2 separate regions of the Homo sapiens genome follow, and region 2 is linked to region 1. A link is a contact called in ENCODE Hi-C data. All regions are on one chromosome and are shown on one strand. The core of a region is the stretch at or near the end of the contact, and the rest is flanking DNA. Distances in the headings are between cores, read along the strand shown.

Region 1 (3,998 bases), core at 378-2,877:
TAGCCGGGTTTCAGACCTTAAAAATAACATCTTTTCCAAAAAGACCTGACGTCACAATTCACTCCCTGAAAAATCACACTCCCCCTCCAGTTTCTTCCCCTGCAATGATTTCAAAGACATTAAATCTTTTCCACTTTATAAATGCTGATCTGTTCTGCCTCTACTCCCACAGGCTCTTATTTGCATTTCAAATTCCACAGGTTACACCAGTCGCCTTTTCAAAAAATGTAAACCAACAATGCAGCAGCAAATGGCTTTTTGTGCATCTGGATTAAATAAAGCACAGAATGAATATATTTAAAAAGAGGGCTGCGCAAGTTGATCTTTGCACACCCGGAGACCCGGTGACTCTTTATCAGCGGAATGAGTAAGACACACACACAGCCCCCAGAGCTCCCGGTCTGCTGCGGGAAGCTTATTAACGCTGATAATAGATGAGGCTGACTTACAGACCCACATTTTTCGGGTAAAAGGCTGGTTCCCTCTGGTCCCTAATTGCGGGGGTCCACTGGCTTTCCTCACCACACACATAAACTGCTGCTTTTAAATACCCCACTCGGCTGCCATTTAACAAACTTATTCATACAAAGTTTCGTTAAAACTTGAGGCGGTTTAATCTAAATACTGATCGTAACTATTCAGTCTGTTAGTTCTCCCTGGAAATGGCAGCGGAGGCGCCTCCCCCCACCTCCCGCCCAACCACACACACCCCACCGCATTCTTCCTTCATACACCCGGGTTCATCTCGCCACCGAGGCCTCCCCCACCCGCACCCGGCGGGGCGCAGCTCCGAGGAGTCCCTGCCCACCCCTCTCCGAGTCGGTGCCAGACCCTCGCCCCCACCCCCACCCCCGCCCGAACTTCCCTTCCAGGACCTCTCACTTCTTTAACGTTAGGGTCACTTAGAAGCTCCCAGCAGACTGGCAAGCAGCCGGGGAGGGGGCCGTAAAAAACAAGGCCACCCCCACCTCCACGCAAACACGTCCCCTAGGCAGCAGCGCGCGGTGCCCACAGGCATCGATCCCATCCGCCAAACCCTTAATAATTGAAGCGGCTCCTCGGGCCCGCAGCCCCATCACCCACCTTCATTAGCCGGAGCGTTTTACTTTAAAGTAAGGCAATTTGCTCTTTGTCTCCTAATGGATGGAGAGCGCATCCGAGCTCCCCTCCTCCCGCGTCGCCTTTGACAAAGTGTACAAAGCCAGAGCCTCTTCCGCGCTCCCACCCCGGCCCCCACCCCGCCCCTCCACTGCGGTAAAAACCACCTCCCGGGCGCTCGCCCCGCCGCCCGAAGTTGCATCTTCCCCTATCCTGGAATTGACGAGCAGAGCAACTACCCACCGGGAAAGCCAAGTAGCCCTCCCCGCGCCCGGGGGGCCCCTCCCCGGCGCACCCCCCTCCCCAGCGCCTCCCCCCCTACCCCCAGCGGCGCACACCAGAGTACGGGGCACGTCGGGGCTCCGGGCCCCGCGCCCACCGCCCGCCCGCGGCCCCTGCGGCGCAGCCCTCCCCCCGCCCGCGGCCCCTACCTTGGCAGGGAGGCGGCGGGCCTGGGGAGGAGGACGCGCACGCCCCGCGCATCTGAAGGTGAAGCCGAGCGCCCGCGGCGCGGAGCCGAGCGCTGCACTAGACCGACCGCGCCAGCTGCGCCCGGGCGCGGGGGACGCGCGAGGGCGCGCGGGGCCCGCCACGCGCCCGGCCCCCTCCTCGCGCCGCCCGCGCGCGCCCCGGACGCGTCCGCCCCGCGGGGGCCCCGGCGCGAGCCGGGCTCGGGGGGCTGCGCGGCACGGGGAGGGGGCCGGGCGCTCACGGCCCGGCGCAGGCCGGAGGCTTCCCCCAGCCTGGAAATGGTCTGCCCTGTAGGAAACGCACACTCCACTATTGTCTCATCAGCACAAAGTTCTGCCACACTGAGGGGACAGTCTGGAGGCTTGCAGTGACTCAGACACAGCCAATTCCTCCCCTAATAGCACTGAATCACGGTTCCAGCGGCCAGTGGTCGCCCCTCGTCAAGGTCTAAGGCTGCTGCAGCCCCGGCTCCCGGAGGCCGTTTCCGCGCGCACACGCGCATCCATACGTACAGACGTGCTCGGGATGCGGGTCCCGCCGGCGGGTACCTGGGCACTGCGCCCCATCTGGACTGAAATGGGGACACCCCTTCGGGGGTCCCAGGTGCGTGTGCATTACACACGGCGTAGCGTGTGCGTGTCACTCAACTTCCTGGTAAATGCCTCTGGGGGTGTTCAGATGCAGGATCAATACATTAAGTCCTGAATCAAGGGTCACAGAGGTCCCGCTGGAAAGACTTCAAACAGCGGCTCTGCCACCCGGCCATTTAAAAATGAAGGGGTTGTTTACCGGTAGCCTCGAAAGTTCAACTCTTATTTTTCTGTTCTTAAAACTTCATTTCTTCACCTCACCTACTCCCCACGAGCAGTAGTTAGTTGTAATAAGTTGAGTCTGGGACTAGAAATCCTAATTTGACTCCAAAACGCTCTCCTGTTACAGGGCAGGGATGGCCGGGGTGGGGGAGGGGAGGGCGGGCGCGCGGGGGCGGGGGAGGGGCGGGTCGGAGCTAGCGAGGGCGAGCGCCCCTTCACGGCCGGTGACGTAGACCCGGGGAGCTGCGGCCTGCGGAGGGGTAACACTATCTTCTCCCACCAGGCTCCTGGCCGTATTGTTCTCCTTCTCCTCGTGATAACTCCGCAGTGGAGGTGGATTCCGTCCAAGACGCCCAACGTGGCTCCGCGTAGCAATCAGCGCTGCAATCCTGGCGGTTACCTCAGCGGCGGCGTCTCTCTCTGCGCCTCACACTCGCAGCCCGCGGCCCTCCCCAACTTAGGGCGTTTACAAAAGAAACTACTCCAGACGCGCTGCAAAGGGAGGCGCATGTGCCCGAAAGCTGGCGATCAGACGGGGGGGGCATTCTGCATGTGTGATGTTTCTGGGGGCGGTGGGGAGTGTGTGTCGGGGTCGGGGGGCGGGGGGGAGTCAGGCAGAAAGACAGGGACAACCTCCGCTATGAAGGATCCGCGAGTCCTCAAATGTAAGCTCCGTGTGACTAACGACCTGCACTGATTTGGAGAGCGGGCATGTTAAAGGTCACGGACAATTGTTGCTGGCTTCAGCATGAATGCCTAAGTGGGATGTATTCTTCAGCAATCACGTTTAAGTCTGATTCACCGAAAAGTATTGACGTGCCCACCATTCATTTCAGTACACTGTGAAAATGCACAAAGAAAGTATCCCCAAATTCAGTTAATTACAAAGCCGTAAATGTCCTTGTATACACATATTATTACATACATGTAGGTAACAACAAAGATTAAAATTTGAAGACACTTTAATAGCTTTTTGGTAGGATTTTGGAATGAATATCAGTCCTGTAAACCTACGTTCATCTGCATTCTTGGGTCTATTTTAAAGTACAAACTTGCGCTAACAATTTCCATGTGTTGAAAATGGACAAGGTAGATCATTGAATGGTGATCAAGACTTCCAAACCCCTCCACATAAAACTGTTCATGACTTGCTTCCTTTTTCTAGCCGGTTTAGGGCCCTGTCTTAAGTCACCCACATGTGATTTCACTCAGGGCATTGTCTGTCTACAATAATATTGTGCTTTTAAACCATTTCCTTTCTTACACGTTTATCTACAGTGCATGCGAAATCTGAGAGCGTAATTTGATGGATGGGCAAAGAGTTAAGTCCTGGTGTCTGGTGTGGCAGACCTAGAAAATGGCAGCTGGAGGGCCAGCATCATTTTGTTACTGACAATTGAAACGTGTTCACATTGATTGTACACAAGTCACTGGTGGTTGTTCATTTGTCAATGCACTATTCCTAGCTCACTCCACACACACAAAAAAGGTATAAAAATCAAATGTTTAATACAAGTTTCCATACTATTCCTGTAACCATATTTAGCATTGCCAACATTTCAACTGTTTTAATAGCTTCAAACACTTAAAGTAACCATTAGGGATTAAGGGCACCGT
Region 2 (3,998 bases), core at 885-3,384, 2.6 Mb after region 1:
TGTCACTCTCAGGTGTTGAGTGAGGGTGAGGAGATGGTGTTGTCACTATCAGTAGTTGACTGACAGTGAGGAGATGCTGTTGTCACTGTTGGAAGTTGAGTGAGGGTGAGGAGAAGGTGTTATCACTGTCAGGTGTTGAGTGAGAGAGAGGAGATGGTCTGTCACTGTCAGATGTTGAGTGAGGGTCAGGAGATGATGGTGTTACTGTCAGTAGTTGAGTGAGGGTCAGGAGATGGTGTTGTTGCTGTCAGTTATTGAGTGAGGGTGAGAAGACGGTGTTGTCCCTGTCAGTAGTTGAGGGTCAGGAGAAGGTGTTGTCATTGTCAGTTGTTGAGTGAGGGTGAAGAAATGTTGTTGTCACTTTCAGTTGCTGAGTGAGGGTCAGAAGATGTTGTCACTGTCAGGTGTTGACTGAGGGTCAGATGGTGTTGTCACTGTCAGTAGTTGAGTGAGGGTGAGAAGATGCTGTTGTCACTGTCAGTAGTTGAGTGAGGGTGAGGAGACGGCGTTATCACTGTCAGGTACTGAGTGAGGGTGAGGAGATGGTGTTACAGTGCCAGTGCTGTGAGAATGAGATGGTGTTATCAATATCAGTTGTTGAATGTGGGTGAGAGATGGTGTGAACAGTGTCAGCGGCTGAGAGTGAGGTAGAGAAATAATGGGTGAGGCCATTGTCAATTAGGAGGCCATTGGCGTCTTTTGAAAGTAGTTAGTGTCTGTGGAGTGGCATGTATTCAGGTTACATGAAAAGCAGCTGAGAAGCAAACTGGCAATCAGAGTGGCAGCAACAAATTAAGAATATTCATATTCATAAAGACCATTTTTTATAATGAAAAAGTAATACATGCAGATGGGGGAAGATCACCTGAACCTTGAGAGGTGGAAGATGTAGTGAGCCGTGATCAAAACATTACACTCCAGCCTGGGTAACAGAGACCCCATCTCCAAAAAACAGAAAAGAAAAGCATTTATAAGTTCATGTTGAACAGTGTTTCAAACACATAGACAAAATTTATATGTCATGAAAATGGAATATCAGAAAAACATTGTTTAAAAAAACACAAAGTGAGTAAACCATTAATACGTGAGGTGAGCGGTGCATCAGCTTGCCGGCTTCCAGCTGCAGCGGGTGATGGAGGTGGAAGGGAGCTGTCCTCGGGACAGGAAATGAAACAAACCCAACCAAAGCCGTGTATTCGTTTATTCAATATCGTTTTGCTTTCTTGTGTAGACTGAGGGTGTAAACCTCGTTTCTGACAGTCGCCTATAGGACTTTTCAGCAGGCTGTGGGCCTAGAGGTGGGGGATGTGGAATCAAGCTAAAGACCCAGAACCAGAGAAAGAAGGAAGCAGCAGTGAGGAAGCAGGACAAGAACATCTCGGAAATTCAGCCCGGCGCGGTGGGCGCGCCTGCAGTCGCGGCGCTTTGGGGGCCCGGGCCACGTAGCACGACCCTGCCTGTGAACGCACAGACACCAGCGGTTCCAAGGGCGCGGGCAGGAAGCGGGCACCGAAGGCAGGCTGGAGAAGCGCGGGGCGGAAGCAAGAAGCCGCGCGGCGAGGAGGGCGCGTGGGGCCCCACACAGCCATGGGGCGCGCGTACTACTGGCAGCGCAGGCTCTGGACCGCTAAGGAGGCCGCGCGCGCCCACGCGTGTCCCCGGCAGAGCTTCCAGGAGACGGCTGCGAGGCCCTTCCACCCGCGGACCAGAGCGCGCCGGGTCGAACCACGACCCACGTGCAGGCCCTCGCGCGCTACCGGAAGGCCAGCCTGTGGCGCACGCGCGCCCCGCCCCGCCGATCGGTGACGTCATCGGGCCCGTCACGAGGCGGGGGCGGGGCCTCGGAACGCGACGCCCCCCGTCCCAGCTTTAGCCACTCGTGACGTCATTGCCCGGACTCCACTGCCTCCTGCGCCGCGCTTTTGCCACCCTGGGCACGTCATCGTGCGCCGACGCCAAACGAGGGCGGGGCCTAGGGACGCCACACCTTCCGCGCCGCCGCTCGTTACGTCATCGGACCTCGCCGCTTGGCGGAGGCGGGGAAGGCCCGCAGGCGGCGCCTCAGCCGGGGTTGGCGCTGAGGGGAGAGGGCGGGGAAAAGGTGGCGAATTGAGGGGAAAGTGGGAGGGGCGGGAAAGGGGCGGTCGGAACATGGCGGACCAGATCCCGCTTTACCCGGTGCGTAGCGCAGCGGCGGCCGCAGCCAACCGCAAACGCGCGGCCTACTACAGCGCCGCGGGGCCCAGGCCGGGAGCCGACCGGCACAGCAGGTAACCGAGGCGGCACTGGCCCCGTTCCCCGCCGACGCTCCCCGGGGCCCCCAGCCCACCGCAGGAACCCGGAGCCGGGCGGGTCTGGGGTCGCTACCGGCGCGCCCCATCTGTTCGCTGGGAGCCGGGAGTCCTTGGCGTTCTGAGCGCGCCGCAGCTGTGGCGTCCGCCGGTGGTGAGGGCCGCGGGCAGCTGCCGGGGCGAGCGGCTGCATCCCCGGGACGCCTGGGCCGAGCGTAGGAGCCAGAACGGGAGCAGAGAACCGCGGTCCAGTGTTGAGGGGTGGCTGCTCTCCTAAAGTAAACGGGGATCAAAAGTGCTAACTTCTCGGATACTTCAGAGTCTCCGAAACTTGTTCTTGTAGCCCTGTGAATTGTGAAGGTGACGGATGTAACTTTTAATTGCTTTGTTAAAAACACACTTCTTATTGAAATGACTTCTCTTCGACATTTCGATATCTTTGCTAGGCACACTTTTTGTTTAAACATATATATACAAAGTGCTTTTTGTCGACAAGTAATTTTGCTTTTACGAAAGGGAAATGGGGTATTGAGAACGGTTAACTTGTTTAGTGGGGTCACAGGTTAGCAGTAGAATTAGTGTACAGACCTTTCATACTCGAGATTGCATTTAGCTCATATTTAACATTTCTCATTCAAAGAAAAGAAAATTTTAAAAAGTGTTGCTTCTTATAGTTTTTGAAGTTTTATTCCAGAGGAATTGTCGAAAACATAATTTCACTCAATATGTAGTTGCTTCAGAATTTGAGTTTTTGAATAATTTTTGTTTTCGGCCATTTGAGAGACTAACATATAGCTCAAAGTACATACTGGAATGTTATAACGCTGATTTGAGTGTTTACCCACTAGCGATTTACTCTCGGGTAACTTATTTAAACTCAAGCCATGGTTTCCTCATCTGTAAAATGCTGGATAATATTTTTTCTTACGGGATTATTGGAGATTACAGTAGAACATGTGTAAGGTGCCCTTTTTTCAGTGCTTGGTTGGAAGTGGGTTCTGGTGTTACCTATAACAGTAATTGTGTTAGTAAATCTGTTTAATTTTAGGAGTTCTTTAGTTGGAAATGTGCCACCTGTTTCAAAATAGGTTTCCATCACAGATTGAATCCATTTTTGCCTCATGTACTTTGAAGCACTGTCATGTGGTGCACGCACATTCAAGATTTTTTGTCATCTCGGTGGATTGTTCCTTTCATTGTTAATGTTCCTCTGTCTCTGGTAATTTTCTTTGCTCTAAAATCTTTATTAGATATTGATGTCGCCATTTATGCTTTTTTTTGGATTAATGTTTGCATGGTATTAGCTTTCAACTTACCTATGTTGAATTTGAAGTGAGTTTCTTGTTGGATCTTATATTTTTTATCAACTATGCCATTCTCTTTTGATTGGCATATTTACACCATTTACATTTACGATAATTACTGATATGTTAGAATATAAGTGTGCCATTTATTATCTGTGTTCTGTTTCTTCTGATTCTCATTCTGATTCCTGTTTCTTTTTTTTTTTTTTTTTGCCACTTTTTGGGTTACTTGGACACTTTTTTGGTATCCCTATAGTGTGTTTGAGATTAGGTGTTGGTATAGTTTTTACAGTGCTTGCTCTGGGTATTACAATATACAAATGTGACTTATCACCATGGTGTATTGCTGTATTTCACCACTTCCAGTCAAGTGTGGAAACCCTTCTTTCACTTAGGTCCTCAC

What was found. Hi-C counts contacts between places; a loop is a spot of excess contacts on that map. Pooled maps may share reads with other maps.
Region 2: a map of CD8-positive, alpha-beta T cell shows a loop between it and region 1 (35-fold over the local background). The contact joins the promoter of ATP9B here to the promoter of ZNF516 in region 1. A Hi-C loop is called at or near these places in 3 of 168 maps with a recorded cell type or tissue (CD8-positive, alpha-beta T cell and naive thymus-derived CD4-positive, alpha-beta T cell), 3 of 37 single-sample maps with no recorded cell type and 12 of 50 pooled maps.

Annotation. Positions count from the first base shown.
Region 1 is chr18:76,493,615-76,497,612 of GRCh38, forward strand. It overlaps ZNF516 (zinc finger protein 516), which reads right to left and starts at 1,628. Exons shown (of 7, transcript NM_014643.4): 1 at 1,530-1,628. ZNF516-DT (ZNF516 divergent transcript) reads left to right here and starts at 1,725. Exons shown (of 2, transcript NR_164145.1): 1 at 1,725-2,172; 2 at 2,665-3,998. ZNF516-AS1 (ZNF516 antisense RNA 1) reads left to right here. Exons shown (of 2, transcript NR_136504.1): 2 at 1-304. RefSeq lists silencers at 658-747, 1,448-1,547, 1,678-1,737.
Region 2 is chr18:79,067,260-79,071,257 of GRCh38, forward strand. It overlaps ATP9B (ATPase phospholipid transporting 9B (putative)), which reads left to right and starts at 2,135. Exons shown (of 30, transcript NM_198531.5): 1 at 2,135-2,270. The coding sequence starts at 2,152.